Linked DNA regions of Mus musculus: region 1 is linked to region 2. The links are chromatin loops, found by intact Hi-C in ENCODE. Cell type or tissue: left cerebral cortex. All regions are shown on one strand. Each heading gives the region's core, and the rest is flanking DNA. Links, peaks and the distances in the headings are about the cores only. Region 1 overlaps Snd1 (staphylococcal nuclease and tudor domain containing 1). Region 2 holds the start of Lrrc4 (leucine rich repeat containing 4).

The links. A loop is a pair of places that touch in the nucleus more often than their neighbours do. Peaks named below come from ENCODE experiments on the same cell type or tissue, not always from the same donor. Only the 100,000 strongest peaks of a DNase experiment are listed, where the experiment ranks them.
Region 1: it touches region 2 in a loop (2.6-fold over the local background); 2 of 42 quality-filtered maps call a loop at or near these places.

What each region holds. Positions count from the first base shown.
Region 1 is chr6:28,749,795-28,758,983 of GRCm38, forward strand. The region is part of intron 15 of Snd1 (staphylococcal nuclease and tudor domain containing 1); the gene reads left to right. Among named protein-coding and RNA genes, the nearest start is that of Lrrc4, 77 kb to the right of the region's middle. In left cerebral cortex, for the core only: no CTCF peak of the experiment used is centred there; DNase peaks (open chromatin) are centred at 3,626, 4,053, 4,537 and 7,038; H3K27ac peaks cover 4,705 bases.
Region 2 is chr6:28,829,906-28,838,881 of GRCm38, forward strand. The region is part of intron 16 of Snd1 (staphylococcal nuclease and tudor domain containing 1); the gene reads left to right. It overlaps Lrrc4 (leucine rich repeat containing 4), which reads right to left and starts at 1,842. Exons shown (of 1, transcript NM_138682.2): 1 at 1-1,842. The coding sequence starts at 1,709. In left cerebral cortex, for the core only: CTCF peaks have their summits at 3,117, 4,977 (motif pointing left) and 6,908; DNase peaks (open chromatin) are centred at 30, 599, 962, 1,680 and 6 more places; H3K4me3 peaks cover 4,436 bases; H3K27ac peaks cover 4,097 bases.

The DNA of each region.
Region 1 (9,189 bases), core at 725-8,724, 79 kb before region 2:
GGAGCATCCTTCTCATCTCCGGGCCCCAGGAATGGTAGATCCCCATTGATTACCAGTGCCTAACCAAATTACACAATTAAAGCCAATGTATGTTTAAGTGAGAAACCCCATTCTGCTATCAGAGAGGTGCTAATGAATCAGACTGTTACTGTGGTTGTGTTTGCTGGGCTTCTATCCTTAATTAAGCAATTACAGGGTCTGCTGATACTTATGAATTCCTTTCAGATGTTTTAATTGAATTGCAACTTAATGGATATTTGTAAAGTGGGATATTCTTTCTCTTGGGACTTCCCAGTTTGGATGTCTCCTCTGCCTGTGTGTTTTCAGTTGGGACCCGTCACCTGAAATAGGCAGTTTGACAAGAGACCTTCCGGAGATTCTGTAGCTATTTATTTATTTTTATGATGAAGAGCATCCCAAAATGTCACTTACAGGAAATTATTGCCACAACAGGTTTGGGCAGCATTTGTGACAAGGCCCAGAGTTCTCACAAATTTATTACAAGGTAGGTACATAAATTAACAAGATAGTTTATGCTCTCAAATTAACTTTTAATTTAGTAATATACACAGCCATATAAAACCAAGTAATAATAAAATTAGAATTATCATAAATGAAAGCAGCACATCGTAAGAATTGTCTTAGTTCCTTTTGTGTTGTGGCCATGACCCAGCTAAGCTGAGACTGGTAATGCGTATGGGGAAGAAGTGGATTCTGGCTCTCAGTTCTGGAAGCCGTGTCATCTAAATCCCGAGTGGTACCAGCATCTGCTTGCTTCTGTGGGAACCCCTGCTGCTTCAACTCAAGGTAGAAAGTTGAAGGGCAAGTGTATAACTAAAAGAGAAAAATTCCGAAGAGCAGGGTCACTTCCTAACTCCTACTCCTCCAGTAAATAATCCATCCCTTAAAGTCCCTGCCTGCCAACACTGCCATTGTACCAGTTGTATTTCACTGGGATGGAGGGGTGTGGGGGAGGGTAATACAGGATGGCAAACCCAGATGCAAAGCACAGCAAAAGAGCAGAGGAAAGAACAAGTAATTGAGGGATGAAAAACCTTCCAGGGAAGGTAGCAGAAGATGTGGAGCTTTTCTTTTGGCAGATTGGCTATCTAGGCAGAACATTTTTGCCTGTCTCAGTTCTCAGAAGAATTGCCTTACGAAAAGGATGCAGTCCTCATCGCTGTGTCTGCTTCTGTGGGACTTTCTCAACAAACTTCTTCTCAAAGGACTTTCCTCCCATTGAGCTTCAGTGCTGTGGCCTCAGCGTGAAGTCTCTGCCTGCTCACGGGCAGGTGAAAGAGCAAAGCCTCTAACTGTAGGCTGATTGTCTACCTTCTCAATCATGAACCAGCCCCAGAATGCACTGCCTCATAACTTATGAGACATTCATTGGCATGGTTATTTAATAATGTTTTCTGTCCTCTGGGCACCATCTTAAGGAAGATAGAAATGCATGATAAAGTTGGAGCCTTCTAGCAGGAAGGAATGTATAGACATAAAGGGGAACAAATATTTTAAGGATAGGGTAGCTGGGCTGTTCAGATCAGTCATCCCGACACATGAGCGGCTAAGGCAGGAAGATTGGCATAGTTCCAGGCCAGCCTGGAGTACAGTCTCAAAACAGTAATAATAGCAAACAAAACATGAGGTAGGAGAAAGAGAAACACAACCTTAAATTACAAACAGATGAGACTCACTTGGAGATTCTGAAACAGTAAATAAGCATTGTGATACTCTTAGAGAGCTAACCGTCCTGCTCTGAAACCCAGAAGTTCTAGATTCAGAGACCAGTGGGACAGACTGCTAGTTTGGGCCAAGGCAGGGTACCCTGTTCCATAGTATTTTAATGGTATGTCATCTTCAGTGAGAATGGAAATGCCCGTATCTGGGAGTGGACCATAGGGCTCAAAGGATAAAATAGTGTTTCAGGAGACAAGAGGGAGGGCTTCAATTAGTTCAATAGCCACTTCAAATATTTTTCTGAACAAGGCAAAGTAATAAAGTCATCAGTAAAAATAAAATTTGTTCAGCATAGTTTAAGGGAGCCACAGACCTTGTAGCTGAAACACTTAAGGATTCTGATTTTCAGATTCCTCAACAATTGTTTCATTCAGACAAGCCAAATTATCTTGGTATGATGATGGTGACCAGGGGTTGAAGGAAACAGCAAGGCCCTATGGCAATTCTGTGTCAGCCTGTGTCAGCCAGGGGCTTTTCATTGTGGAACCCTCTGTGGAGTGTGTCAGACTTCTGTGGCCTCCAAGTCAAACTGTTCAATTGATCCTGTCTCACTTGGGTTCTGTGTGCCAAAGAAACATTGTATAATCCTCCACTTGGAATGCCTTTGGCTGATCGCTGGGAAGATTCCTTCTGAACTCTTCGACTTCGCAGAAGGCTGCCAGTGCTTTTTGTGGTCTTATTAGTTCAGAGTCTTGGTTTAGGTGAGATAAGGGTGATCCTTGGTAGAAACAAAACCTGTCATTCACAGAGAGTACGAGCCCTGAGAAGGAGCCAGAAGCAGGGCTGTGTGCTTTTTCCTTTACAGTTCCTCCTCCTCTTCCTTTTCTACTTCAACAAGGGTTCCTTGCTGAATCTTCTTAGGGCAGGGAATGGTGAAGAGGAAGTTTCCAGGGATCTGAGAGGTCCATTGGCATGTGTTCAGTTATAGCACAGTCTCTCTGGTTGTGCCCATTGCATTCCATGGCATTTTCAGAATACATTTTGGTAGAGGGTTGTTTGTTGTAGTTTTCTCTCAGCACCATTACATCAGCTTGCTGGCATTTTCTATTTACCAACTAGCACTGGTGAAAAGGCATCCTAGATTAGGCTACTCTCCACTAGCCTAGCTTTATGAGGGAGTCTGCTTGGCCAGAAAGATTATAGAAGCAGACCCTGGATGAAAGACAGGAAACATAAAAAATAATTTGATGATTTAAAACTAAAAGGAGGAAATAATTTGATGATTTAAAATTAAAAGGAGGAATGGACGGATGGCTCAGCAGCTAAGTGCACTTGTTTGCAGATTTGGTTCTAGCACCCACATGGCAGCTCACAACTCTCTGTAACACCAGTCCCAGGGGATCTGACACCCCCTTTTGGTCTCCACAGGCACCAAGCAAACACATGTATGTAGACCTACATGCAAGCAAAGCATATATATAACAGTTAATAATTATTTTTTAAGAGAAATGTTATGACATTTCTTGTAGTGAGTAGCCTCAGCATGAACAGTACACACTACTTGTAAGAAGTATCTTGGTTGCTATGAGAACTGCCTCTCAATTTACATCATTTAACCTGTTCATTATTGAACAATGAAATAAATGGTCTTGGCCCTTCTCTTCTGCCCTAGGTCATTGCTCCCCTTGCAGCTTGTTCATAAAGTTGCTGGGGTCTCTCCAACTGATGTCTGGATTTGCATGAAATTGTACAGTTTGTATGGGAGCTACACACTTGAAAGTTGCCTGGTGTGGGCCACCATGCGCATTCCCTCAGTTGGCCTTTACAAGGCCTCACAGACTTTGACTCACCACGCATGAGGCCACCGAAGCCCTGGGAGCTGTGCCTCATAGGAACATTCCTATTCTGACGGAGAGGTGCCAGGCATCGCCCCATATGTGCAGAAATGAGGCACAGAAGTCCCTGTCATATGTGGGAAGCATCTGAGACAAATGCAGTCACTACTGAAGCTTTTTTCCATTTATTTCAATTACTTAGAGGTTTTGGAAAGGTTTAACCAGGGTTTCTTTTCTCTTTGCCTATGAAAAAATAAATGAGAAGTACATCTTCTATGGCTCCCTGCTAACAGGGTTCTAAAATGGGCTGTGGAAGAACTTGACATTGGCGCTCTCAGGCTTCCCTGTGTGTAGTCCTCCCTTCTGTGTAGTCTAATGTTGCTTTACATAGAATTCCCGGATAAACACTGGGACTCCTGTGCACACCTTTACTGTGGATGAAGGTGGCTAAGTCTACCAGTCAGCAGACTAGCAGAGAAGTCCCTGTTTCCCTGCCCTTGTGTGCCTCCTTTTCCTGAGCTTGTACATCTGCTAGTGATTTTTCTAGGGTTAATTTGGGTGTTTTTATTTTTAAATTGGAACATGGTGTCTGTCTCTTCTCGGTGTGTGTTTTGGATGCAGCCCCTGTGCTAGGCATGCGGTTATTAACTCCACTGATACGCCAGTTCACTCATTAGCATTTGCATTTTAAATTACAAGCTAGAGCAGACGACATTTATGCTATATTTGTACCATTGCCTTCTTCATGAATGATGTTGTATGTGCAGGGAATGCAGAAATAACTCTAAGGCCCTGATATATTTTAGTCTGTTTTTCAGCAAACTGCTATTTCTTTTTACTCTTGATTCTCATTGTTTAACAGGGAATTTTTTTTATTCTTTTCCAAGTTTAGATATGCTCGTGAGTGCTACTGATTGGGAAATGGTAACAACAACAACCCTTCGTATCAAAATAGGCATATTGCGTAGAGTGGCCATCTTTCTCACTCATGTGGTATTCCTTGTAAGCAGCCTGCTTTGATTTGAAGAGAGCAGAGTTTTCTCCTTCCCAGAGCAGTGGGTGGAAGACATGGTAACAGATACTTGTTCTTGCCTGTATCTGTGCTCCCATCCCCCCTTGTAAAAGCCAGTGGTTACTTACACCTGCTATTGCTCAGCACTGCAGGGGAAGAAAAGAAGATGGTGGAGGCCTTCGAAGGGTTAGCATTTGGACTTCACTGCCCTGCATACTAGATCGTGAATTGCCAGCACAGAAGTAGCCCCTTAAGATGAGAGGTGCCAGCAGTTAAATCCTCTTGCCCAGCCCCTGCTCATGGTAGATAGCAACTTCATCATAAAGATCTCGAGAACCAAATGAAAACTGCACAGTCATGGACTGGGACCAGAGCCTTCCCAGCCTCTCCCAGCTCTTCCTAACCTGGAGCTTGCTGATTAAGGGCAGAAAGCTTGCATTGGCTGATCAGCACACATGTAGTGCTTTTTCTATAATTCAATATCTGATTTTGTTTCTTTAAGTTCTGACTTACAGGGACCTTTTTTGGTAAAAGACCAGTTCTTTTACACCCCCCCCACACACACACACACACACTCACTATACACTTTTAAAATAGTGTAAAAGGGTCTCAAATGCATATTGCAAATCAAGGTGCATTCTGGGTAGACAACCAAAATTCTGCAGTTGATATAAGTAATTTCCCTTATTTCTTTCTAAAGCAAGCTTGCTCAGTCTCTCTCTCTCTCTCTCTCTCTCTCTCTCTCTCTCTCTCTCTCTCTCTCTCTCTCTCTCTCCTCTGCTAACTAATTCCTGAGTAAATAAGATATAAGCACCTACGAGGCTGGTGAGGTACAAGCTTGTAATTCACTAACTCAGAGCCTGATGCCTGCAGCTGGGCATGTGCTCTCTGGCTGAACATTGCCTGCTATGTGCAGGGCTTTGAGCCTAGACCTTAGCACTAATTTTCAAAAATACAATAAAATCTGTCTTATTGCTGCACATAATATGTCATACACTAAGTAATAAAAGACATTACATGGCCTGGACAGATGTAATTCTAAGCCTCCTTTCATGATGGTATGCCTCCTGCTATGAGTTTGAACTTGCGGTAAGTACTATCACATCATATTTATCAGTTATTGAGAGGATAGGCCTAGTAAAACGAAGGTCTAGACTAGACTTGGCTCCTTTGGTTTCTTCATCATAGTAGCATTTGAGCCGTATTACTTCCCTAACTTCCACTTCACATATCTGATACAGGCTTCTGTGTGTCTTCTAATTGTATCAGTTGGTCTTATACACATCTTACCTGGGCTGGGCTGAATCAGAGTTTCCCCTAGGAAATTCACACCCAGCATGACAGATACTTAGGTTCACCAAGGGACTCCAAAGTCCAGTGAGTCCTTCCATGTCCATTTCACAGTCCAAGTTCTGCTGACTCTGCCACATGCCTTTGCATCAGTTCATCTTCTGTGAACAAAACACACATGAAGTTCTCTAAGACCTTGTAGACAGTGTGCAGCAGCTTGGGTGATAAGTGCTAACCTAACAGGACACTCTGAATTCAATCCCCAGCCCTCTGTAAGTGAAGGCAGAAAGATCTAAGATTGGTATGATCCATGGCTACATAGCAAGTTTTAAAATGGCCAGCCTGGACCCAACCCTGTCTCAACGCCTGAACAAAATAAAAAGGTAATGGACCAGATAAAATTAATAGAAAATTGCTCCATACCTCTGCATCTCTTCTATGGAAAGTCCCTTTTGGGTACATTCAGTGTTTACCACCTGTGAGCACATGCATTCTGTGCTCAGTCTTTGGCTTCTTTGGTTTCTAGGCCTGTTTCTTGGTGAACCTGTTCTCTGAAAACAAAACTGTACCTTATAGGATAGCCTGCATGGCAAGGAGTTGGTAAGTGGTCCCCAGAGACATCAGGTGGTAAGGCAGGACAGAAGACCTTTGCAGTCCACTTGGTTGGTATAGCAGTGGGCATTAGTAACATTTACAGATGCTACTTAAGGGTGCTGATGAAAGCAAGACAGATAGCTCTCTAAAGAGCCCAGAATCCCATAGCCTGCCTTAGTTCTCTTACATTGGCTATCCATTTGAAATGCTGGCTACTGCCAGCCACTCCCCTTCCTGCTGAGCAGGTTCTCTACGAAAAGGAGATGTGCCATAACTGCGTCCCGGCATCCTACCTCGTGGCTCTCTGTCCCTGCCTCCAATATATCCTGGCTTCTGACAGAAACCTTGAATTAAGTGGGTTAGGAATAAACTGCTTGACTGCGTGTGTGCAGATAGCTTCTCTCACCAGCTATCTGAAGTGCTTTTTGAAATACACGGGAGCCCTTTGTAAGCTGCTTTATAAGCTGTGAAGTCCATTGTTGCTGCTCACTGCAGCCAGCTTGGCTCTACCCTAAGTAATGTCTCCTTGGCTCCTGGCCAGGGCTGGGTATTGCAAACTCTAGTAAGCAGGAAAGTCGCCCACCAGAGTCACTAGCAGCTGTTGCAGGTTGGAGGATTTGCAGAAATTGAGATTGCTGTTCCCAGATATTGGCACTTGCCTGGTGATGAATGACCGACTCTGTGCAAGGGGACTCTGTATGCTTTCCTTCAGCCTTTTATTCTCAGCCATCTATTGTGGCACCCACTCAATGGCCCCGTTGTGGAGGAGGACCGCTAAATGCTGGAGTGAGTAGCCTGCCTCTGCCTCCATTCCCTCCTTCAGTTGGCCTCAACTGAGACATTAAGAATAGCTCTTTGATCCCCTGATCTGATTCTGGAGGCAGGAATTTCTTGGGCCCTAACACAAATGCTAAGGGCAAAGAATTGAACCTCAAGAGAGATGAGAAATGACCTTCACCTGATAGAATCTGAAGTGAATTCCACTTTCATTACCCCGTGTTCTTACCTTAACCCCTTAACCCCTCTACACCGGGATAGCCTGGGAGGGGAGACCAAAGACCTGCAGGGGTCTGTTCTTATAAAAAGTCATTAGTGGTAGTGTATTGGTCTCTATTATGGTAACCCAAGAATGAAATTCATAGAGGGCACTGTAATTTCTTATTACATGTATTCATGAATATTCATGGATGCATATGCTGAAACTAGTGTTTACCATCTTTCTGGAGACCAGCGCAAGCATGAGTGACCTCAGTTAAGGCATGTCTAACTCATTGCTCCAGTCCCTGCCATCTCCTTATCATGTTACTATGGCTTAAGTCTGTAAGATGCTTGAAGACAGGGCTGTTACTGGTCTTGTCACCACTTAATTCCTTGTAGCAGTACATGGATGGAGTAGTGCTTGAACCTGAGTGAGTGAATGAATGAATGAATGAATGAATGAATGAATGAACTGATTAACCTTTTTGGGCTAGAGGGGGCAGGTATAACATTTTAATTATTTAAAATTTCAGAAAAACAATCCCCACAGTGTTCCCACAGACTGGTAAAGCCATAGCAGTTCTGACATCTAAGAGACCAAACTGGGTGTCTTAAGAGAATCAGAATAATGCTGGCATCTGCCCAGAGTTACAGAACCCTGAACAGGTACATTAGCTTCTGTGGCCTCTGTTTTTCCATAGACTAAATGGGTTGGATTTGTTTTCTCTGGTTCATTACTGTTCTGATCTTCTAATACTAGCTTTTGCTTAGTGGGTATTTACTGTACTTGTAGATTTAGCTCCAACCACAGCTTTCTGAGGTAATTAACAGTACAATCCCTATTTTACAAATGAGAAAATTGAGGTATAGAAAAGTATATTAACCTGCTAAATAACAGCACGTTTTCTTAATCTTGCTTTATGTGCCCTCTTTTAGAATGTAGCACCCATATTAGCAATGAGTTACCCAGCTCTCACCTCTTATATTTCTGGAGGCAGTAAGGGGGGTTCCAGCCTTTGCTCATTCATTGTATCTGCCTGTGCCCTTGCTGGCTAGAAACCAATCCAATAGTGCCTTTCTTGTGGTATAACCAAAAACAAAGCTCAAAAAGACGATAACAGCCACCCCTCTTGGGAGATATAGTCATGGAGATACACGTTGTAGTCATCATTTGGGGGTTGGATTTGTTTTCTTGGCCCACAAGGTGACACCAATAAGAACATACGTACCTAAGAGAGCATGGCTAGGACATGTGATTGTGGAAAGAGCAGGTCAGACCTGTGGGATGGGTTTATGAGCTGGGTGTTTACTGACAAATTAAACTTTAGCCCTGAGTAAGCAAAGTCCTAAGCCAGCTATTACTGCCAGGACACTTCTAATGGGCCCTGTGCAACCTTTATAAATTATTCAGCTGCTCTGCTAATAAAAGGCCAAGCAGCTTGCCTGGTCCTGGTGGTACTTACGTATAGCTGAGAACAGGTTAGAGGAACAGAGGATCTGCTGTCCACCAGGGAGCCCTCCTTTCTGGTTTGGTGGTAAAGGGGTTAAACAGAGGGCCTTGAGAAGTGGTATAGACAGAGATGGTGTAAAAATGTTAACAGTGTTGATTAACAATACTGCTAAGCAGTCCCAGAAGCTTACACACAGTACATGGTTATAACCTGACATAGAAGATACAGTTTTAAATCATCCAGAGATTTGTTTTCCCTACAAGCTCTTGTACCTTTTTATTTTGATATAATTTTAAAAGAAAAGTTAGAAAACAAAACAGAGTTTCTTCATTTGTTCATTGTATTGTTA
Region 2 (8,976 bases), core at 1-8,000:
ACCTGGATAATCTCTACTGTCCTGGCAGCTGTGACTGTACTCCGCTGCTGGTGCCGCTTGCGAAGTTTATAGAAGACAATCAACATGGCAGCAGCTAGGAGAGTCACTGCCACAAAGCAGCCAATGATGATCTTGGTGGTCTTCATGACTTCATCCAGGCTGGTCTGCATCTTGTCAGTGGTATCTGTGGAGGGTACTGGCACCTGCTTGGGCACACGGGTGGTCTGAATGAGCACCGTGGTAGAGGTGGTATATGCCGGCTGGTAACCAGTGGATGTGGTGGGAACAGGCTTGTACTTCCGTGTTATGTCCTCAGGTGATATCTCTGTGGTTTCCACTGTTACAGTGGTGAAGAAGCTGAAGTTGGGGGTGTTGAGCTCGGCCGAGCTCACATTGAGGTAGGCCGAGGCATTGGAGTTGCCTGCCACATTGGTCACCATGCATGTGTATACTCCAGTGTCTATGAGCAGCACACGAGAAAAGTTCAAGGTGCCATCATTGAGAACAGAGATCCGGGGATGCCGGGAGGCGTGGCTGAGCACTGTCCCATTGGGCAGCAACCACTTCACAGAGGACATAGGGGGAGTCCGACACTTCAGTTCTGCCATCCGATCCTCAGAGATATTGAGGTCCCGGGGTGCATCCATGATGAAAGGGGCAGAGCACTGAAAGGCAGCCTGGTCCACCTCTACCAGGTAGCGGCCTCGCATGTGCATGGGAGCATGACAGCGGCCACAGCAGGTGGAATTGGTTGGGATATACTCCCGAAGCCACCAAGCCAGCCACAGAATATCACAATCACAGTTCCAAGGATTGTGGTGTAGGTGCAACTCCACCAGGTATCTCAGGGGTGTGAAGAGGTCATGGGGCAAAGATGAGAGGTTATTGTGGGCTAAGTTGAGTTCCACGAGGGAAGCCAGTCCGTCAAAAGCATTCCGCTCAATCAGGCTGACCTGTGAGTTCATCACCCACAGTTTTTTGAGGGAGCTTAGGCCATGGAAGGACCCAGGCCTGATCTCAGGAAAGTGGTTCCCTGACATCTCAAGCTCCTCGAGCCCCACCAGGGGTGTAAGATTGGGCATATCCTTAATGTTGCACATGCCCAAGTTCAGGTACTTGAGGTTGAACAGCCCCTCAAAAGCCCCCTCAGAGATATACTCCAGCTTCTTGAGTTCCCCCAAGTCCAGACGCATGAGGGAGGGCACCCGGTTGAAGGCATAAGAAGGGATGCTCTCAATGGGATTGTTTCGCAGCCAGAGCTCCCGCAGTTTGGACAGGTACTCAAAGGCCCCACTGGGGATGACTGTCAGCCAGTTGTCGAACAGTTCCAGAGTGTTGAGACTGGCGAGGCCATTGAAGGCCCCCACCTCTATCTGCCTGATGGAGTTCCTGCCCAGCTGCAGGACCTCCAGGTGATGGAGGTGCCTGAAGGTGTCGGCCTGAATCATCTGGATGTTGTTTTCCATGAGGTTGAGATACCGGGTGTTGGAAGGAATACCCTGTGGGACCTCAGAGAGTCCCCGGCGGGTGCACACCACCTTGCTGAACTGGTTACTGCAGGAACAGACGGAGGGGCAGTTTTGGGGCCCGGCTGAAGCGGCAGCAGCGATGGCTGCACACAGAATCCACACTTGCGCCGTGAGGTAGACGACGGGAAGCAGGACGGCATTCCAGGTGTGGTGCACAGTTACCTGCCACAAGAGCTTCATGGTGTGGCACGTTCATAATTCACCATCGCCTGGGATTTTGGCTTGGAAAAGAGAACCAGCCTTACCCCGGCTTAAGTGAGCTAGGAGCTCCTCTTTCCATCTGGAGAAGGAGGTGGGGAGGGGGCGATTAGAGACAAGCAGATCGGCCTAGAAAAACCCTGCGAAACTACTGAGCGGCCCCTCATCTACCAGCCCACCCTCAAGGCCAACCCATAGAAAGCTAAGACTCTCTCCCACGTTGCGACCATCCCCACCCAATTCCCTGTCACCTACCTCGGAAGGAAAGCAGGAAAGAATTAGCGCTGTGTCCTTAAGCTTTCTCCACGAGAGCTGGGCTCATCGTTCCCATTCTGACTTTAGTTTTAATTAACAAAGGGGGAAGTAGTGGGGGCAGGGAGGGCAGAGGGGAGGGGAGGGGAGGGGTAGGGGAGACAAAATGGCTTCTAGTAAATCCGGAGCCGGCGAAGCCGCGGAGTTGAGGCGCGCCAGGGAGAGCCAAGGCCCGGCGGGCTATGCAGGTGCATGCCCCCCCGAGAGCCCGAGGAGCGGCGCCACCAGCGCTTCCCTGCTTTGTCCTTGGACCCTGGCACCAGCTTGTTCCAGTCGCGGGAGAAGGCGCTTCATCGCCAAAGTGTGTCTCCAGCCCCCAGCCCTCTCCCTGGGCCGCCGCGGGGGATGGGGGTGCGGGGGCGCTCCCGAAGCCGCCCAGGCCGCGCTCGCTGGTTGCTGCGCTGCTCTCCACTCTGCTTTCCCAGCGTCGGCCGCCCAGAGCTGGCGGCAGCTGATTGCAGTCGTGAGCTCGCGGGGCTGCGAGAGTTAAGAGGTGTTCGCTGCGCCTTCGCCCTCCCTAGGCACACACCCCCTTTTCTCTTCGCCTCTTCTCGGAAGGGTTAAAAAGACAAAAACTGGGCTCAGTTCTCCAGTCCCGCCGTCTGCTGGTGCGGGGAGCGGTAATCCGTCCAGCCCCAGAGGGGCAGCGGCGTGGACGTGGTGCTGGGACCCAGTCCGCGAACGGAGGAGCGCGCAGCGCCCGCGGTCGCGCCCGCACCGCAGGCCCCTTCAGGGAGTCCGGGGGCGGGCGCGGGTCCGGCAGCGGCGGCGGCCGCAGCCCCCGGCAGCGCGCAAGCGCCCGCCGCCGCCCGCCACTGCTGGGCTCCCGGCGCGCCGCCGGCCCCGGCTTTGTGCGGAGAGTGCGAGTTCGCCGCTGGGCTCCCGGAGCCTTCAGCAACGGAGCTGCCAGCGGGCTGCTGCAGCGGCCAGAGCGCTGGCGACGGCAGCGTGAGCAGTGGGGGTAGCGGCTGCGGGAAACGCTCCGAAGCCGGTGAACATGGTCCCCGCTGGCTAGCGGCGGCGGTGGCAGCAGCGGGGCCCCTGCGCTCGGCGCCCACCGTCTCCTCCTCGCGCCGGGCTCGCGGTGTTGCAGGTGGCAGCCACGCAGACTGCTCTCTCATCCTTTTGTCCTTCAGTCAGAACGTGAATGTACTGCTGACGCATACTGTTCTAGGGAGAAGATTAGCGTGATGCAGTGCTCTTATGTATTAACACCGCTCTCCCTCTGCCGCCTGCCCTCAAGGGGTTAACGCCGCGCCTTCCAGCACGCGCTGGCTCGCGCCGCGCAGCCCCGAGTCGCGGAGGGCTGCCTGCCTTCCTCGCTTCTTCCTTCCTTCCTTCCTTCCTTCCTTCCTTCCTTCCTTCCTTCCTTCCTTCTTTTTCCCCACCCCCCTCCCCCCTCCCCCGCAGCTTCCTCCCCGCCCCCTCTAGACGATCGGAGCGGCCCGAGCGGGCGAGCGGGCGAGCGAGTCCGAGTGAGCGTCAAGTGAGGGGCTGCGCGCTAGTCGCAGGCGTTCGCAGCTATTTTGGTCAGGTCGGAGCGAGTGGCTGGTTGGCCGCTGATAGGCTGGAGCCGTGCGGGGCTGCAGCGGAGACTGCGCGGCCCCCACCCGAGCCACCCAGCACCCTACAGCCGTGGACTGCTGGGCTCAGGGGCCCGGGTGCGGCGGCCCTCGGTGGGGCTGCAGCAGTTGGCCGGCCTCCTACGAGCGCCCGCGTCATCCGCACCCCCGCTGAATGCTGACGGGGTGCCTGGCTGCGCGGCCAGAGTTTGGATCTGCAGGATGGTGGGGACCTAGGGGCAGGCAGCCGAATCCACGCAAGGGCTGCGTTGAGTCAGAAGACCAAAGTCTATGCTTCGCCTTACTCTGTGCCTGTCCTTCCAGTCCCCTCTCTCGAACATTTTCTTGCCCCCTCCCCTCTCCCACAGTAACTAGGGCTTTAAATGATAGTTTTCTTAATGAGGGCTGTGGGGGCGGGAAACAGTGGGAAGAAAGACCAAATTCAAGGAGTCGGGGAAATGACAACCTGGGGAGGATTGAGGTGAGTTCTGAGAACCCATGGTGCAGCAGCCCGTGGTTCATTCATTGGGGAGCTGCCTGCAGCCTTGCCTCTCAGATGCCCCCTTCCCCTCCCCTGTATGCAGGGGCCAGTAAGGTAATTTATGCCTTCTGCCCCTGGAGCTGCACCAGCCTCTCTCTGGGAGTCCCTTAGCAGCTTGCTGAAAGGGGAGTTCTGGTCCCTGCTTTGACAGGCTATTGTAAAAGCATAGGTCAGCATTTGCCAACTCATTTCCTCCATAAAAGAACCTCTTTTCTCAACCATGTGAGGGTGAAACAATCTATAGATTAGCACTGTGCTGTAGGTCCAGTAGAATCACTGAGATCCTCCCAGCTTTTGCCTGTTATCTAACAAGTGTGTTGTTTAACCCCATTGTTCCCACGTGGGCTGTTACTTACGGATGAGGACCCCAGGATTTCCCAACTTCCTGAACTCTACCACAGCCATAATCTCAGTATTATCTGCTTCTTCAAACCCTAAACCTTCTCCAAGTCCTAGAAAGTTCCAATGTCCACAATTTTGTATTCCTGTCCTTTACCAAGACCGTGACATTTATATTCGCTGTCAAGGAAAAACATTAGCATGATATTTTTGAGCCATTTCTTTATGATTCATTTTATGAATGGGTAGAATAAAGTATGTGACTAGAGTCCCACATATACTAAGTTGTAGCACCAGGATTTGAACCCTGACAAGCCCCACACAGATTGGTGTCAGGGCTCTTGGGCGTAGGCATGATTCCACAGAGTGTTCTTACAGACTAATGCAGTCAGACTTCACCCTCCACTCGCTAGTCCTTGTTAGGGTGTTTGTGTGCCCACCATGCTAAGAATGTACCTGCGACTGCTCTGGTGAAGAGACTGCCCCCTGTTGTCTCCATTTTCCAGGTAAAGCACTTGTGCCAGATAGTGACAGTCAGCTTTTCAAGTCAGTCTTCAATTCATGAGACCAGTGAGTTCATCCCTAACAGAATATCCACTGTATCTACTGCCCAGGCCAGTGGTGGAGGCAAGGTTGGGGAGAGACTGAACATTCAATCAAGGGTATATGAGAAATCAGAAAGAGCATGAGAGAAAGGACTAAGAAAGTCAGTCCTACAAACGTATCACTTGTGATGAGAGATCAGAGGGAGAAATTAGAAACTGAGGTAAGCCCTACACTCATGCTAAGGTCTAATTCCAGTTGACTCTGCAGTGGCTTTCCCCTTGGAGACAGGGTTTTGTTTTAAAGCCTAGACTGGCCTTGAATTCATAGCGATCCTCTAGCCTCAACCTTTCAACTCTTGTAATTCCAGGCATGTGCCCCAATCCTTTGAATTCCTCATTAAAGCCCGTGTGTAAGAAGGATGTCACTGTCTTGTGGGCCCAGGAAATGTGAGCCTGGTACACCAGGAATCTGTGGGGAAAGCTGTCGTTGACCCAGCTGCAACTAAGCAGGGAAAGTGTTGTGTTATTGGGGATATTGGGGGTGGGTATCACTAGGGAATGGGTGGCACACAGGAGTATGGTGCCTCTCTCTCCTTTCAGGAAAAGGGGCTCTGCCTGAACTGGTTTCCTGCTTGTGTAGGCAAACTGGGGCCCCATCTGTTCAGCTGCTGCCCCCACATTGTAAAGGTAGATGGGAGGGAGGGTGGGCTGAGTTGGATTAAATCACTACTAGGAACAAGATTATCTCGTAGTAAATGAAGTCGGTGCTGATTAGAGTAAATGTTCCCAAATTCAGTGGAGTGCTACATGGGATTGCTTTACCCTTTATGGGCCAGCTAGGCCACAGAAGTTCCTGGAACCTACAGAGTAGACTAAAGAAGAGGCTGTCAAACCTGCAGTTCACAGTCCTCCTGACCTGAAGCAGTCTTCCAGCGTCTTACTGAGTTTCCTCTGGTATTTTGCCCCTCACAACTAGTAGTTCTGGCTGGTGCCTGGATCTGTAGTAGTACCACTAAGAAATAAGAGAAGGCAGTTCACATTTAAATAAGGAACACTGCAGTGGACTGAGAACATGGGCAGTTTCACATAGGCACTGTTAAAAGAATGCTAAAGGTGTGTTCAAGAGGCTGGCCAAAGCCTGGGTCAGCAGCTCAGTTTTGAAGAATGGGCCTTGTACTGAAGTTGGGATGCCTGCGTTCTGGTTGTTGTTTCAGATTAGATAGAATGTATAATGAAGTATGCCTTGATTTATGAAATCAAGGAGATGGGCTAGAAAGTTTCACTTACTTCTCAGAGTCCATGACTTTCCCTCCTTTTCAGACAGGCAGCTTTGGGAAGAAGGCTGATCCTTTGGGGTTGTAGCCTTGGAATTAGGCTGTGGAGCTGAGGAGAGAATGTTCCCTTCAGTTTAGTATAAACATCCACAGGACTGGAATAGAGCTGATCACAGATCACAGCATGTTCATTTTTAAAGAATCCTTAAGAGAGATCATATTGACTTGGCCTCTCACTTTATTGATGTTAAGGAAACTCAGAAAGGCATGGTAACTTCCCTAAAGTCACATGACTAGTTAATATCAAAGTCTGTCCCTCTGAGTTCCTTCTATCAGTATGCTGATATGTGGCTAATTGGCCTTTAAAGCCTGGGCTTGAAGATATTATCAAATGCTTGCTCTGTATTCTTTGTGAGCAGACATGTTCTATGCTTACTGTTTTGGGGGTAAAGGTGGAGTTTTGATAGTGCTAACATGCCATTTCATATGACTTGGGATTCTGATAAGAAGTCAAAGGAATGTTCATGTAGAGGGACCCAGGGCTGCCAGGCTGGCCCACTCCCTACTTTGCAAATATGTCTGTCCCTGAGGCATTATCCTCAGCAGCCACTAGATGTCCATAATGCCTCATGGGGTTTGCAAGTAACAGCAGGGTACCATCTTGCTTCTAATATACTTTTGGGTTTCTTCTGGGGAGGTCCAACAAGAACAGAATCAGAGTAAGGGCAAGAAAAGGAAGAGATTTGAGAGACAGGAATAAAGAAGGAAAAATAATATGAAAATTGTTCTCCAAAGAGACAAGGAAAGATATTAGTTGGTGAATTTGCAATGATAAAAAAAAAATGTAAGAAATGTTCCATGTAGGAGTGCTCATGGCCTCCTGTCCAGTGCAGTGACTGAGCTTCTTCTCTGGAGTCACCTGGCCACTGAAGATTCTGTTCCTCTTAGAGGAGGCTCCCTTACTGCCTCTGATCCCCTAGTGAGGCTCTGCTGCGATTGCCCACAGTCATCAATAGGATGTATTTCTTCCTTGAGTGGATGGTCCAGGGCAACACAGATGCTCTGAAAGTTGTTTTCTCTAGAAATCTCTGCTCTTTTAAAGAAAGTGAAGGGAAAAGCTTTAAACTAAAGAAGGAGGAAGTCAGGCCGGAGAGAGGGCTCAGTGGTTAAGATTGCTCTTCCAGAGGTCCTGAGTTCAATTCCCAGCAACCACATGGTGGCTCACAACCATCTGTAATGACATCTGATGCCCTCTTCTGGTGTGTCTGGAGAAAGTGACAGTGTACTCACATAAAATAAATAAATCTTTAAAAAAAAAAAAAAGGAAGAAGAAGTCAAAGTGGGCTGGGACGATAGCTTTGTAGTAGATCTCCAACATGGCATCTCCAGTGCCTTAGATTCTGTCCCCAGGATTGAAGGTGGCAGGGTTGAGGCACTCCATAGAGCCTAGCAAGAGCCATTTTCTAAAACTTCATCTGAAATAAGACAAGGTAGCTGATAACCATTACAGAGCGCTGGGCTTATGATATAGCTCAAGCCTATCAAAAGCACTGCATTAACTAGCCATGATAGAGCACACCTATAACCCCAGAATTCAGTTCACAGTCATCCTACATAGCAACTTTGAAGCCAGCCTGGGATATATGAGACTCTGTCTAGAGAAAAAGAAAGGGAGGGAGGGAAATTACATGGAGCTGGACAGATTACAAAGGCTTCTTTCTCTACTGAGACTTTCTCTACTGAGACTAGTTTCACCAGGGCTGGTGGTGCCTTTGGGCTGGAGTGAAAAGCCAGGCCTCCTGCTTGCTAGCTGGCTCTTCCTTTCTTGAGAAAGTAAGTTTGGGGTACCATTCTTGCCACAGTCACACATAAGGGCCAGCAATCAAAGATGTCCAGTAGAACACCTATGAATACCCCTTCCCTCTTTGCAGATACACTGGCCCATCCAGGCCCAATGGTTTGCTTTCTTTAATAACCTGTATATAGAATAACTTTAGTAACATTTTCTGGTTGTTGATAGGTACTTAAGGCTGTAAACACAGCACTGAGCTAAGAAACCATTAGATTCACTAGTTTATATGTGGATTTAAGAAGTTTTGTTATGGTTACAGAAGTAATGAGTGTCTTAATTTCTTGTGGGTTTTTTTTTTTTTTTTTTTTTTTTTTTTTTTTTTTTTTTTTTGGTTTTTTGAGATAGGGTTTCTCTGTGTAGCCCTGGCTGTCCTGGAACTCACTTTGTAGACCAGGCTGGCCTCGAACTCAGAAATCCGCCTGCCTCTGACTCCTGGGTGTTGGGATTAAAGGCCTGCGCCACCACGCCCAGCAGAGTGACTTCATTTCTTTGGCTGCCATAAAAACATTTCCACATAATAGTCAGTGACTTCAGCCACCAAATTCTCTTGGAGATTTAGGAGCTCAAAGCTCTTAGTCTAGTAAGGCTTTGCTCCTTGAAGAATCTTGAGTGGCCTTGACTTCTGGAGGCAGCCCTTGTCTTGTCAATGTGTCCCCTTAGGCTCTGCCTCCATGGTCACACTGTCTCATTTTCTTCTTTCCTGTCTGTAAGTTAGAGGGACACTTCTGGTTGAATTTAGGGCCCACCAGGATAATCCGTGCAAACTAGGTTATGAATCAGGGTTCCACACCTAAAATTAATTGCTTCACAGATGCGCATGTGAT